Linked DNA regions of Homo sapiens: regions 2 and 3 are each linked to region 1. Evidence: chromatin loops called from intact Hi-C (ENCODE). Cell type or tissue: OCI-LY7. All regions are shown on one strand.

What was found. A loop is a pair of places that touch in the nucleus more often than their neighbours do. Peaks named below come from ENCODE experiments on the same cell type or tissue, not always from the same donor. Only the 100,000 strongest peaks of a DNase experiment are listed, where the experiment ranks them.
Region 2: it touches region 1 in a loop (6-fold over the local background); 4 of 110 quality-filtered maps call a loop at or near these places.
Region 3: it touches region 1 in a loop (3-fold over the local background); 2 of 110 quality-filtered maps call a loop at or near these places.

The regions. Positions count from the first base shown.
Region 1 is chr4:185,809,644-185,814,643 of GRCh38, reverse strand. SORBS2 (sorbin and SH3 domain containing 2) reads left to right here and starts at 2,450. Exons shown (of 27, transcript NM_001395207.1): 1 at 2,450-2,980. In OCI-LY7, no CTCF peak of the experiment used is centred here; DNase peaks (open chromatin) are centred at 2,363, 2,883, 3,563 and 3,803; H3K4me3 peaks cover 3,491 bases; H3K27ac peaks cover 3,503 bases.
Region 2 is chr4:185,728,150-185,733,149 of GRCh38, reverse strand. All of the region lies in intron 3 of SORBS2 (sorbin and SH3 domain containing 2), which reads left to right. Among named protein-coding and RNA genes, the nearest start is that of SORBS2, 82 kb to the left of the region's middle. RefSeq lists a silencer at 3,572-3,769. In OCI-LY7, no CTCF peak of the experiment used is centred here; DNase peaks (open chromatin) are centred at 1,919 and 2,569; H3K4me3 peaks cover 1,028 bases; H3K27ac peaks cover 1,154 bases.
Region 3 is chr4:185,876,907-185,881,906 of GRCh38, reverse strand. It overlaps a transcript of SORBS2 not described here. Among named protein-coding and RNA genes, the nearest start is that of SORBS2, 67 kb to the right of the region's middle. In OCI-LY7, no CTCF peak of the experiment used is centred here; a DNase peak (open chromatin) is centred at 1,926; H3K4me3 peaks cover 1,221 bases; H3K27ac peaks cover 1,394 bases.

The DNA of each region.
Region 1 (5,000 bases):
AGGAGGAGATACAAGAAGAAGGATGAAGGCCTTTGAAATTCCAAAGGAAAATGACTTCAGATATTTGTTTGTTTGTTTGTTTGTTTGTTTTGCTACTAAAAACAGAGACAGAGTCTCCCTCTGTTGCCAAGCTGGAATGCAGTCATGTGATCACAGCTCACTGCAGCCTCGACCTCCCAGGCTCAAACATTCCTCCTTCCTCAGCCTCCCGAGTAGCTGGGACCACAGGCGTGCACCACCATGCCTGGCTAATTGTTTGTTTGTTTGATTTTTTTTTTTTTTGTAGAGATGCAGTCTGTTGCCTAGACTGGTCTCAAATCCTGGGCTCAAGTGATCCACCTGCCTCAGCCTCCCAAAGTGCTGGGAATAAAGGTGTGAGCCACGGCCAGAGATTCTTATGCCTTGCCAACCAATCAATCAAGTGTGAGGGTATAAAGACATTTTCAGAGATACAATGAAAAGAAAAGCCACCCTAAAACATCAAGTGCACCTAGAGTTTTCTTGATATCCTTTTGTAACATGCCAGCATTTTGTCAAAATCACTGAAGTTCTTCTGAAGTGATGAGTCAACAAATGTGTGATGTTGAAAAGTAAATTAAAACACAGATTTCACACCAGCCAGTCATCAGTCCCTATTCATACAGTGTCGTAGGTCCTCATTTAGAGGCATTGAGAAATTAGAATATTCCAAGCATGGAGGGCAAAGAAGACATGGACCAGATTGGCTTCCAGAGAGTTGATAGAACAGTCTGGGAGTCAGACATAAAAGGAGAACTGCTAAGAAGTCCCAGGGCGTGACAAGGCCTGTAATAGCAGAGGTGGACCCCGGTACAGGGGAGTCGCAGAAGAGGTCGCTCAGACCCCACCTGGGAGAGTCATGAGTGAGGTGGTCCATTTGGGCCAGGTGTTGGAAGATAAAAGAGGAGGCAGATTGGGATGGAGGTTAAAGGTGCTGGGGCGAGGAGCAGTCAGATTGAGAAGGTTTTTAATAGTAGCAGCATCTGCAGGGCAAGGAAATGGTGTGTAATGCAGGATTCTGAAACGTGGGCAGTGAATAGTAGAATGGGAGGCTGAGGGCGAAGGCAGGGGCACGCTCAGCAACAGCAAATGCAAAATAACTTCAGGGAAGGGAACTTCAGTGAGAAAAGGTAGGCTGGCTGGAGGCGATCTGAAGCGGTGAGGACTCTCCCAAGCAGGAAAGCGCCACCCACTTGTCCTCCATGGATACGCTGACCCTGGGTGGCTCAGACCTACCTAATGTGAATCCGGTTGGGGAGGAAGGGGAGCGGGCATCCCCAAATCTACATCCACAGGATTCCTATGCAGTCAAAATTTGGGAATTAATACTGAAGGCAGGAGTGTTAACATGGGTAGGGAAACGCAATACTGACGGAATCCTAAATCAATGACTACTTAGCAAATAGAACATCTATATTTACAAGTCCAAAGTGTTAACATAACTATTTGAAACAGATTGCTAGAAACAAAAATAAATGGGACAGTGCCTTGGAAATATATCAGATAGAATATGACTGGTGATAGAGTCCTGAAAAAGAAGAAAAGCCTGGGGGTTCTGCAGAAGATTTACGTTGTTCATGGCATTAATCATGGTAGATTCCCAGAGGAGGTGAAATGTTATGGACGGGTGGAATGTGATCCATTTTACTGAGGAAGTAAAACTATTCTTGCCTTGAAGGTAATGTTTAAAGTCAAAGAATTTTTAATTAGGTGCGGATTTTTTAAAAAGAATTTTTAATTTACAAATAAGATTGAGTTAAAGAATCATTTTCTGCCGTAGAAGCAATAGGATTTTTTAAAAATTCTATTTTAAATTGCATAAAAAGCATCTTAAAGTAATCAGATAAGTTGAGCCATAAGTAAATGGATATTTAAAGATCTTATTAAAATAGTCTACCTGATTTAGTTATTATTCTGACCCTATATAGCAATTCACAGGGTTTTGTTTCAATTAAGTGGCTCTAAGATTATCATTTAAAAACAAAAAGTGTAACTCTCCCGTTTGCAGCTCTCTGCACTCATTCTATGACTGGAAGGTGGGGCTTGTTTTGACAATGCTTCCAGTTAGGGTCTCTTAAGTGATTTGCATGTTATTAACCTGGATAGCCACTAATAGGGCTTCACTTCCTCGATTTCATACATAGCCCCGGCTCATATAAAAAAGAGTTCTTCAGGAGAGCAGAAAAATCGGAGCACTTGCACTATCGGTGAAATGTGTAGAAAGATAACAGAAGCTACCCTCCTCAAAAAAATGATGAGTTTGATGAAAAGAAATTAACAAGCTGTGTGAGTGTGCTGCACATGATCAGCCATGCTTGCTAAGTCTGTCTGTTGGTTGTTGCTATGGCTACGAAAAGCCAGTGGAACCCAATGAGCTGTCTGCAGCAGAGCTGAGAGGACCAGCCATTTTACTTATGGAAAACAGTGTGGCATATTCTGCTGAGCTTCGCCCTGGAAGAAGCCTCTTTTATACATCTCTTCAGGGAAGAGAGAAGCAATGGGCATGTTAGTATACAATGATCACAGCCACGCAGGCCTGCAAGCTGCCTTTTGGACAGGCTGTTGACTGCCGTTCCAATTAGCTGATTGGAGAATGTGGAATGCAGAGTGATAATGCTGCATATCTGCTATCAGGCAGCAGCAAAGGTTTTTGTCTTGGGAAGGCAAGCTTTCCCTGCAATATTATCTCAGCAGCTCCCTAGCTGCTTACCCTGAAAACGAGGGATCCAAACGGAGGGTGTTGCACTCTGCTAACGCTGGTCCTGTGCGTGGCTGTGGCATATGAGCGGCAGGTCTGAAAAAGCAGGTGTGTGCTGGGACGGGCACTGGACTGGAACGCAGGCGGACGCTCTCGGGTTTACCTGCTTCCTGTTAACAGATTGTGGGCTCCCAGGGCATATGTCTGCACGCTGAGGCCGAGGCGGAGAAGGGGCTTCCTGAGCGTCCCAGTACACTGACAGAGGTAAGCTTTTTTGACCTTTTTGAAAGCACAGCATAAAAATAACTGGGGCAAAACTTAGCCTGAAAGATTTACGTTGATTGTGTGATTTGGATTTACCAAACAAACATACACAGACACATACACACACGCATACACACACATTTCTAGAAAATAGTATCAGAGACATAGAGTTGTTTCAGTGAATTTTGGTTCTAGCAATTGGAAGATAAAAAACATGACCGATATGCTTTGGGGTTTTAAAACCAATATTTACTGTTTGAGCAGACTACGATGGCTTGTTCTGAACCGTCCTCACAGCCAACAACATTTCTCGCTTGTGAACAATGGATTCTTTCGTGACCTGCACTTTGACTTGTATTCAGAGAACTACATGAAAAAGAACTACATGAGAAGCATTTCTTTTTAAGCCTCGTAAATGATTTATTTAACTCTTAACACAGCTATGTACACACTTAAATTGAAGAATTCTGTTCTCTATGTGGGTCATAATAGCCAGTGGATTTTGTACTTGCTTACCCTGGACTGAGTGTCTTGGTGTCCTGTTTGATTTAGTTGGGGTAGTTGTAAAGCAAACAGTGTAGGTATTGGAAGCCGTTCACACCTCCTTTCCGAGTATCTGCATGCCTTGCTGGCCCAGAGCACAAGACCCCCATTGTGCTCCCCCGGCTCAGAATCCAAGGAAAGAAAGGAAGCGAAGCCTCTGCATTGAGTTCTAGGACAGCTGAGGTATGTGGCAGTAAAACTTCTTTTCTTGCACAATTTTTCTCACAAGCAGATAGGTTTCAGAGATAAAGAGTGAAACCAAAAACACCGCACACCTCATCCAAATCTGCGCTCATACTTGCAGCAAATGTTTGCTGTCAGTTGCTTCATAATAACAGCACAGACCCCGAATTGCAGGAGGAATTGCCTGGTAGTGAGTATTTCCTTGATTTATAGTCTCTTAGGAACAAAGCTGTTACTGTGGATTGAAACTGGTCAGTCAAATCAAAATCCCTGGTAAGAAAATGACGGAGTAAGGATTAGATTCTGGTTCAGCAACATTTCAGCTTTACTCAAGTCAGTTCTTTGGTTGTTTTGTTACCAAAAATGTCAGATCACTTATAATACTATTGAAAATATTTAATAAAAATGTTTGGTCAAAAACTTTGAACAAAACCCCTATCTACAAAAGATGGAATCTACTGTGAAATTTAAAATAAGTAGTAACTGAGATCTACTTCTAAGAAGTATATTTTTATTTGCTACCTTTTTCCTCCAAAATCTGGATGACATGAGTCTCTTCAGAATTTTAAGTATAATTTTCACTGATAGATATGGGCAGGAACCGCCTGTTTCAGAGATGTAGCAATGTTCATAAGCCCTAAGATAAGAGAATGCTAAAGCAGTAGGAGAATAGTTTTCCAAACTTTTGTTCTAAATGTCAAAATAGTCAAAATATAAAGATAGAGACTAAGAATCTCAGTGGAGCCAAACATGTGCAAACGTTTGGTGATAAGTGTACGCCTATGCGGGTTGTAGGGGATAAAATGGTGAGGTGACGGCCTTGTACTTCATTATGTTTAACATTCAAAGGAAAGCTAAATGAACAGACTTAGTTCTGAGTCCAATTCTATGAGCAAAAATATCAGCTAAGTAAGGGATTCTATATGAGCTGAATGAAAGGTAGAGAAAATCTCTCTCCAATTTAATTTCCTTCAAAGCTTTACACTGCCAAAGGATTTCTTAGAATTGACACAGTGCAAAGACCTGCAGCAAGCACCTGATTTCCTATTAATTTTTCTTGGGGGAGCTTTTAGAAGAATGAGGTGTAGAAATATCCAGGGCACACCCGACTGCTGTGCCTGTTGCATTGATAGTGGCACCAAGTGAGACAAGACCCTTAGCCCACGGGAGGAATGGCACACACTTTATACCTGTGCAAGTTCTTTCCTATTTTAGTAACCTTTTAAGATGACATGCTATACACAGATGACCATTTTAAGTTCAATTCTGTACAGCGCATCTCCATAGTTAATAA
Region 2 (5,000 bases), 81 kb after region 1:
AGAGCGCTGCAACAAAGTGCAACCAATTGGGTGGCTTGAAACAACAGAAATCTATTGTCTCACACTCTACGTGGGGGTGTAGAAGTCTGAGATCAAGGTGTCAGCAGGGCCGGGTTGCCTGTGAAGGCTCCAGCAGCGAATCCTTCCTCACTTCTTCCCACTTCTGGTGGTTGCTGGCAGTCCTTGGCTTATGGCAGCATCACCCATCTCTGCCTGCATTGTCTCGCAATGTTCTTTCTATGGATCTGTCTCCAAATCTCTCTCTCCATGTAAGAATACCAGTCATTGGATTTAGGGCTCACTTTTCTCCAGTATGACCTCAATTAACTGGATTACATCTGTAAAGATCCTGTTTCCAAATAAGATCGCTCTCACAGGTACTGGGGGTGAGGAAGGACTTCAACATACCTTTTTGGGGAACACCACTTGCCCGCAATAGCTACTTTTGGATATTGGGTCATCTCTAAGCAAGAAGCAGCTCCAAATTGTCTACTGTAAGCTCAACACACAGCCTTTGGTTCCCAAACCCAACACTCATCCCTTCCCACATCTGCAGAACTGACCCACTCTGCAGGGGCCCCAGGAGGGGGCCTAATGTCTGTGGGGCAGGACTGACCCATGTGGTCCAGGCTATTTCTGAGTAAAGCCAGAACCCAGAGGACTAATAACCCCTCACAGTCACATAGGCACTTTGGTCTCCCTGAGAAATCATGAACCTCTAAAACCCTGGAAAATATCTATATGAATATCCACATAAGCCTGGAACTTACTTTTTCCTAAGTACTATGATCATGCTTGTAATAGGTGACTCTTCTCTGACACTCTCTCGGTCACACTTTGATGCTCTTCCTATTCACACATGCTATTGAGATTATCTTCCAAGGGAATGAGTTTTTCTAAAGCCTGATGTGTCCTCTTGATTGTTCTGACTTTGGAGAGTGACGGAATGCCTGGGAGTTTACTTATTCTCATGCACATAATTGAGAAGATCACCCATCTCCACTGAACTTTCCATCTTCTACTGATGCATTACTTTCAAAAGGAAAGGGTTAACTTCCTCAGTAGTAAATCAGGTTTCACATGTGCATATTTTGCAAAAAAGGAGGTCAGATATTGGAGCACAGACATCAGATTTTGAAATTTATTATCCACAAGTTACAATAATAATTTTGTGATACTCTTTGTCCTCCATCTGCACACTGATTTGATTGTATATCTAGAGTGAGACAGAGAAACAGACATATATATATATATATATATATATATATATATATATATATATAGAGAGAGAGAGAGAGAGAGAGAGAGAGAGAGAGAAAGAGAGAGACAGGCAGGGAGGGAGGGAAAGAGATAGGCAGGGAGGAAGAGAGAGAGACAGGCGGGGAGGGAGGGAGAGAGATAGGGAGGGAGGGAGAGAGACAGGCAGGGAGGGAGGGAGAGAGACAGGCAGGGAGGGAGGGAGAGAGGCAGGGAGGGAGGGAGAGAGATAGGGAGGGAGAGAGATAGGCAGGGAGGGAGAGAGATAGGCAGGGAGGGAGAGAGAGAGATAGGCAGGGAGGGAGGGAGAGAGGGAAGGAGAGAGATAGGCAGGGAGGGAGGGAGAGAGGCAGGGAGAGAGGGAGGGGGAGAGAGATAGGCAGGGAGGGAGGGAGAGAGACAGGCAGGGAGGGAGGGAGAGAGACAGGCAGGGAGGGAGGGAGGGGGAGAGAACACTTTCTAAAAGCCAGTGCTTGGTTATTGCATCAGAGAATCTCACTGAAAAAATAAATTCCAAGAGGCTTAGTTAGGTATGGCAGGGCAAAGATATTTTATAAATATTTTGGCAAGTAGAGACAAGAGAAAATGATGCGTGAGGTATTTTCAATAGAAGCCAATTGAGCTTCCTCATTTGCATGAAGCATCTGAGCTGTTTTCCTAAGTTCCAGTTCCTCCTCCTCAGGTGGGCAGCCTTACAGCCTCTGCATTTGACTCTGTCAAGATGAGACTGTAGTAAAGTGAGCTCTTTGTATCATTGATGAAAGAAAGAAAGGATTTAAATTAACCATTGGGACTGAGTTAAAATAAAATAAAGCTATAAAAAGATCATGGCTGCTTGACCATGAGAAAAACCTAGAAAATAGTCATTTGCATGAGTCATTTGTTCCCCGAGAACAGCATTCTGTTGAATGGTGTCCATGAGGAAAATGCTCAAATAGATACCATTGGTTTTTTAAAAAATTATTTCATCAGTAACAATGCAATTTGGGTACAGCCTGATCTGCAGCTACGTCAGGCTGCAGCCTTTTGAGGCTTCACAATGGCTGATACATACTCACCTGTTCCCAGCAGGCAGCCAGGTACCTGGATGTCCAGCTCCAAAGGCACAGCTGCATTTAACGCCTGGACCTGCCCAAGTCTGTGACCTCTGGGACTCTAGGGGCTGACCTGTTCCCTTGTTCTAGCTCTGGGATAGCCCAGTGCAAACTTACTACTGCAACCCGGTTGTCCTCTCCATGGCCTGCAGCTGTTCACCCAAGGAGTGCCTGAGCATCCTTTCTTGGAGGAACTACAAAGAGACTCGCTCAAGGACTTCCTGTCAGCAGCAGAAATGCTGAGTCATCAGTATTCTGTTACAGTTCATTGAAAGCAGTGCTGACAGTGGTGCGGCCAGATGGACAATAGTGAGAGCTCCAGGGCCCCAGCTCAGTGCTGCACACAATGGGTGACACCAAAGAAAAGCTTTTATTAAAATAATACAGTCTATAATGAAGAAATTAAATTTTACAAAACTTCAACCCACTCTCCAGATGATTAAATGAATTATTAGGAATATTTCTTTTCCAAAAAAAAAAAAAAAAAAGAAAGTATATTGACCTTTAAAAAAAAAAAATTAGAATTACACTTTCCTGGTTTGTACCTTGTACTTGCACATCATTGTTTGGAGAATATTTTTCCATATCATTAAAACATTCTTTGAAAATGTAAACTTCACAGATCGAGACCATCCTGGCTAACACAGTGAAACCCCGTCTCTACTAAAAATACAAAAAATTAGCCAGGTGCCGTGGCAGGCACCTGTAGTCCCAGCTACTCGGGAGGCTGAGGCAGGAGAATGGCGTGAACCCGGGAGGCGGAGCTTGCAGTGAGCCGAGATGGCTCTACTGCACTCCAGTCTGGGCGATAGAGCAAGACTCCATCTCAAAAAAAAAGAAAAAAGAAAATGTAAACTTCACTAGCTACAGAAGGAATTAGACAGTAAATAAGTAAATTACAATACACCCCAATGACAGAATACGAAACATTGATATCTAATGTTAGAGCCAAAAGTTCTTCTACACTGCGTGTTATATTTTTCTCACTTCCCTGAAAAAAAATTACATAAGTTGTACTGTACAAGAAATGTTTTCTTTTCTCTCTACAAAGTAGATCATGATAATTCTAAACTTAGGCAGAACCATCTGGAATCTGAGTCATTAGACTAAGTAGAAAGAAAAAGAGGAAAAGTAATGAAGCACTCCCCCAGGAAACTGAAGAGCTGTACTATTCCTTGTCTTTCACAGAGTAGAAATTAGGGAATCTGAGCAAATGTTAGACTGGATGATTTTCTGGAACTAACTGACCTCGAGTACACAGATCCACGTGGCTACAGAACTGTGGTCATCACTAGACTGGACAGTGAGGAGTGTTCTCCCCACATCAGCTCCATAAGGACGAAGCAGGCAGAGGAGGCCCTGAGAGTCTAGTTCCCCTTGTTACTTATTCAGAAAATGGAAATACGGATGGAAACCCTGTCTATAGTTCCTTACAGGGCAGTCCTCTGAAACCGGGGATTTGCTGAGCGGGCCCAGAAAGAGATGAGTAGAAAGTTAATGAAAAAACTAGATTTTCTCTCATTTTAAAATATGCAGACTTAAAAGTTAGTAGCACATTACCCTGAACAAGAGTTTTACTTGTTGAATACCAGTGGAACTTATACTTCACCACATAAGGAAATAAAGGAAAGTGGGAAATAAGAAGCAATTTCTATGACTCAGAGATCTGCCCTTCCTGTAGGAAGATGAACAACCGCCATTTATAGAATTCTTCTCATGTGCCCATTCACTGTGCTAAATGCATTACATCTATGATTTAATCCTCACAACAACCACTGGCAAATAGGTATTTTGTCATCCTATTTGACAGCTAAGGAAGAAGAGATGGAAGGGCTGACTTCATTCATTCTTCCACTTACTCCCCTCAGAAAACATGCATTTGGCTCCTCGTGTGCACCCAGCACAGTTCCAGGGCTGGAGATGCCACTGGCAGCAAGGCCATCATCTCTGCCCCTCAGGGAGCAAATGGCACATGCAGCTGGGGTTTGCATCTGGTCTGCCTGGCTCCAAAGCACTGAAACCAAACACTAAATGGGCGATTTAATGAGAAACCTGGGAGATGTCACCCTGGGAGAGAAGAAAATAGCATTGCATCTTAATTAATTTTCTCCCTGATCTGAGAATCGCCATGATTAACTTTAGAATTAGGAACGACTCCGATTAAAATAATGAGTGCTCCTGCGCATCCTTTTGTGATGACAGGTGAACACAGAAGGCATTCAGTTAACCAGATTTAGAAACAAGAGCCTGTGGTTTTGCTGCTTCACCAGAAATCATCTTACCGACCACCATGCTTACACAAAACAAATGGAGAAAGAAGTATTACCAGTTTTCATCCAGAGCATAAGAGATAAGAGCCATCAAGATTACTAGAGCTAGATGGAATGGCAAAGACAGGACCCTAGCAAAATACTTCCAACTGATTCCCATCCAGAAATACAGGGGTTTTTGGGGCAAGCCAAAAGCCTTAATCAACCCTACAGTCAGGTGAAAACATTTGCCTAAGTAACAGACGGTAGAACCAGAGCTTGAAAGCATGGAGTCCTGGTCAGGTTCTGTCCAGCACGCTACTCAGTGGACTTTCTCGGGGAGCACAGTCACTGGTTTTGCATAAAACCTTCCAGGCTCCATAATGGAAGGGAGAACCTT
Region 3 (5,000 bases), 67 kb before region 1:
AAATTTAGATATTATTGATAAACTCAATCATATGAAAGATAAACAACATTAACAATTTTATACTTCTTCTTTTTTCTTCCCCTACCTCCTAATGCTTTGGTTACATTGTTATGTTTATTTTGCCAGGATTATAACACCTTAAATTCTGTAACAGAAATTCCCACAATAATTTAGTTTTAGTTTCAAATTAAAGAAAGAATCAATCCTCACACCCATTCTCTCACCACTGCTTCTCCATTCCTGGCATTTTTGCTTGGATGAATAACATATTTCACCGGATTTCATCGTCAGAAGTTGTTGGCATTTTTTCTCAAAAATAATTCGTGCTATAGTCCCTGAATTCTCTAGAGATTTATGGTTAGCCTAAATTTTTCACCACTTGTAGATGCCTTTCTTTTTTCTTGTCTGAATGTCTGAAAATTCTTTCTTCATGCTTGATGTCAAGTAATTTTGAAAGAAAGTATTTTGGTGTCAATTATTCTGTACCCACTTTTCCTGGAGCACTTTCTGTTATTTCAGAGAATTATCCTTGGTACAAAATTCTTATAAAAAGAAGGTTTGGTGCTATAATAGTTTCTTCTTTGAGAAATATTATTTATTTGGATCATTGTTGTCTAGCTTCCATTTCTTTAATCTCCTTTCCCATGCTTTCACTCTCATATGTTGATTGCTGTCTCTAATGTATTGTTCTGTAAAGGGCTATTATTTAATTTCTCAATTTCCTTAACTCTACAATCTCCCCTAGTTTTATTATTTAACCATGTTTGACCTTGTTTCAATGATATTACATTACTAAGTCCTTGCATGATGCTAATAAAATTTTACTAGTTTTTAAATCCAAGCTTTTGCTCAGCAACTTCCTTCCTCTTTTCTTCCTTTCCCTTCCTGTATCATCCTTCCTTCCTTTCTCTTTTTCTTCACTTTTTTCTCCCCATCCCCTCTTCTGTTCTTCATCCTTCTCCTCCACCTCAGTGCTGTGTCTACATAGCTACCATGCCATTTTCATCCTGCTTATGCCTACCACAGACAATACTTCCCAGATCTCTTAGTTGCTATCACAAATGAGGAAAATCACTCCGAACCTGTCAGCCCTTGTCTGACCACAGTCTATTTGCTTCCAGCCTATGAGCTGAAATTCGAGTGTTCTGTTCTGTTTGCTTTTCCGTACTTTGAAAGCCTGGCAGGAGAGGAAAGGCCACTGGTCCTAAGCACAATGTTTGTTGATGGAAAGGGGTGAGAAAATATCAAGGAGAAACTTAAAAGTATCCTAGTTATTGATGAATACTATATTGCTACTTTTGTAGAAGATTTTGTAATAGTTTTCAGTGTTTAACATTTCTTGATTTAAAAATATGCTTTCAAGACATTCTTTGTCTTTAGGTATAACTGACACAATAACAAAACACTGTTTTTTCCAAGACACCATTCATTACTTTATTTCTTTTACATTTTGATAGGTCAGCTTCAACAAGGCATAATATTCCTTGTTTTGTTTTAATAAGATGGCTTTTTTCAAGGAATCAATGTAGTTATGTAACAATTCAAAGGCATTTGCTAACCATATCACCCCTCTCATGCTCCCCGACTATGCAGAGTAAACCAGAAGCCAGCATAACAAAATACACCTGCAACCATCTAGACTAACATTAAATGGGAGTGGGTTGCCTTGAAAACAGTATATAAAGGCCGTCTCTTCCTGTTTAAGACAGACGGCTCTGAGAGATTCAGACACAGGCGGCAGTCAGGCAGGGTCGAGGCAGCCTGCACAGGGGAAAGCCCTGGGAGGCAGAACTAGACAGAACCATCTGGAGTCTGCACTTGGCCAAACCTCAGCTACGTAATCATGGATAATTCACATCACTCGCCAAACCTCAACTCTCCAATCTATAAAATGGGGAAGTGTTCACTTTCCTTTTGTTCATTCTTTCGTTCTTTTATTTTCACAACTGCCGTGTCCCGGAAATCTGCTGTACGTGTCACCGTGGCTCTCGTAGAAGGTCCCAGCACGGGGTCAAGCAGGGCACAAAGACACGTGGACGCCCTGCCCTCACCGTGCTGATGCTCCAGTGTGCATGAGGGTGTTTCACCTGTGAACAGATAGAAGCTCAGAGAGTTGTGCATCCTCATGAGAAAAACAAAGCCATCAGAGAAATGCAAATCAAAACCGCAATGAGATACCATCTCACACCTGTTAGAATGGCGATCATTAAAAAGTCAGGAAACAACAGGTGCTGGAGAGGATGTGGAGAAATAGGAACACTTTTACACTGTTGGTGGGACTGTAAACTGGTTCAACCATTGTGGAAGTCATTGTGGCGATTCCTCAGGGATCTAGAACTAGAAATACCATTTGACCCAGCTATCCCATTACTGGGTATATACTCAAAGGACTATAAATCATGCTGCTATAAAGACACATGCACACGTATGTTTATTGCAGCACTATTCACAATAGCAAAGACTTGGAACCAACCCGAATGTCCATCAATGATAGACTGGATTAAGAAAATGTGGCACATATACACCATGGAATACTATGCAGCCATAAAAAATGATGAGTTCATGTCCTTTGTAGGGACATGGATGAAGCTGGAAACCATCATTCTCAGCAAACTATTGCAAGGACAGAAAACCAAACACCGCATGTTCTCACTCATAGGTGGGAATTGAACAATGAGAACACATGGACACAGGAAGGGGAACATCACACACCGGGGCCTGTCGTGGGGTGGGGGGGGGGGAGGGATAGCATTAGGAGATATACCTAATGTAAATGGCGAGTTAATGGGTGCAGCACACCAACATGGCACATGTATACATATGTAACAAACCTGCACGTTGTGCACATGTACCCTAGAACTTAAAGTATAATAATTAAAAACAAACAAACAAACAAACAAAAACAAAGCCGAGTAACGGATAGAAAGCGACTGGAGAGTTGGTGCTGAACTAGCTGCTGCGTTGATGGGAAGCTCTGGCAGCCACGTGAGCTTGGTCTAACCAAGGGACAGGAAGATGGGCCTACTGCCACACACGGAAAGTGGGGAGGGTGGACGGGGACGCTGCTGGGAGGGAGCAGAGCCCAGGTCGTGTAGGCTGAGGCGAGGCACTGGAATTGTGCTGTAACTGCAGGCAGCAGCAATCGGGCTCTCCACTGGGGAGTGATAGAATCAGATGTGAGGTGTGGAGTTCCCTGGGTGCTGGGTGGAAAGCGCAATGCAGAAGAGCAAGAGTGTCAGCGGGTCCCAGTCAGGAAGGAATCCCGGGGTCCAGGACAGAGACCAGATCCGCTTGAGTGGAGGCTTGGCATTGGAGGTGATGGGCGATCGTTCTATTCAGCAGGTCCTTAGCGGCAAAGTCCACAGGACATGCTGAGGGCTTGGATATGGGGATGGGGAAAGCGAGGCGCCAGGTACGGCTCCTGGGCTTCTGACTCAATAAATTGGTAGATGGAGGTGTCATTTACCAAGATGGGGAAATAAGGCGGAGGGACGAGGTGAAGTGCGGAGAGGTGGGCTTGAATCACACACTTGCTTTGCTTTTAGGTCTTTAAATAAGATTTTATAGTGATCCTCATATATGGATATTGTACAAAATGTATTGCTTTTCAGATCATGTTAATGCTTACTTTTTCACGTTTCCACTCTTACTTAATTGCCAAAATAGAGAAAACCTATTCAAAAACACTTATCTGGTATACCTGCAAATTCTTTTTTTAATTCTCTCAGTTTCTCTTTAGCTAGAATCACTTGTTTTGCCAGGTACAAAATAGTATCACAGCAATAGGAGATAATTGGCTCTTTTCTTTTTCAATGCTTATGAAATTAGATTTTACCTTAATCATATGTACTAAAATCCTCAAGGCTTTTAACAGCCGTGGAACATGTTTCTGCCTAGTTCCTGATTTTAACTGGAAATATTGTAATGTTATGCCTTTTAGGATACTGTTTATTTTTGTTTTTTTGGGTAAAGAGTTGCTTTATTTTTCTTTCTTTCTTTCTTTTCTTTCTTCTTTCTTTCTTTTTTTTTTTTGTTTTTTGACAGAGTCTCACTCTGTCACCCAGGCTGGAGTGCAGTGATGCTATCTCGGCTCTCTGCAATTTCCACCTCCTGGGTTCAAGCAATTATCCTGCCTCAGCCACCCAAGTAGCTGGGATTACAGATGTCCACCACCACGCTGGTTAATTTTTTGTATTTTTTTTAGTACAGACGGGGTGTCACCATGTTGGCCAGGCTGGTCTCAAACTCCTGACCTCAGGTGATCTACCTGTCTTGGCCTCCCCAAGTGATGGGATTATAGGTGTGAGCCACCATGCCTGGCCTAATTTCTATTTTTAATGAGCAATTATCACAGAATTCTATCTTTTCAGTATATGATTATCCAACTTTTTTCATTTTATGATTTAAAATAAATAGCTGTATTTTCAATGATTAAATCAAATATATGTGATGCTGATTGCTTGTGTACTCTGAATAGTTAGAGAACATTGAAGTTTGGTATAGTTTGCAAATGCATTTGAATTGTTACATAACTGCATTAATTTCTTGAGAAAAGCAACCTTATTAAACAAATCTCTTTTTTTTGCTTACTTTGGCTCTTTTAAAAAAAACAACCTTTAATGTTTTTTAAGATCAGCCTTTAATTTTATAGCTAATATGTTTAATAGATGGTAAATTATAATAATAGGTTTTGTCTTTCTGGTTCTTTTCTGGATGGTTATATTAATATACGACATTATTATGGCTGCTGTTTATTTGTGCCTCCAGCAAGCTATTTTTAAAGGAAATGTAATTATGTTTCTATCCTTCATGATCCAGAGGTTATTATGGATAATTTTATTCTTTTATTGAAGCAGATCTCTGACTTATGGCCTCATCATCCAAGAGAAACTGCATTTCAAAATCAGAAAAAGGCTTAAGCTACAACCATGACTAAAAGCAATTAACTAAGAGAATATCTTGTTATTTTAACCTTATCAACACATTTTCTGATTCTTAAA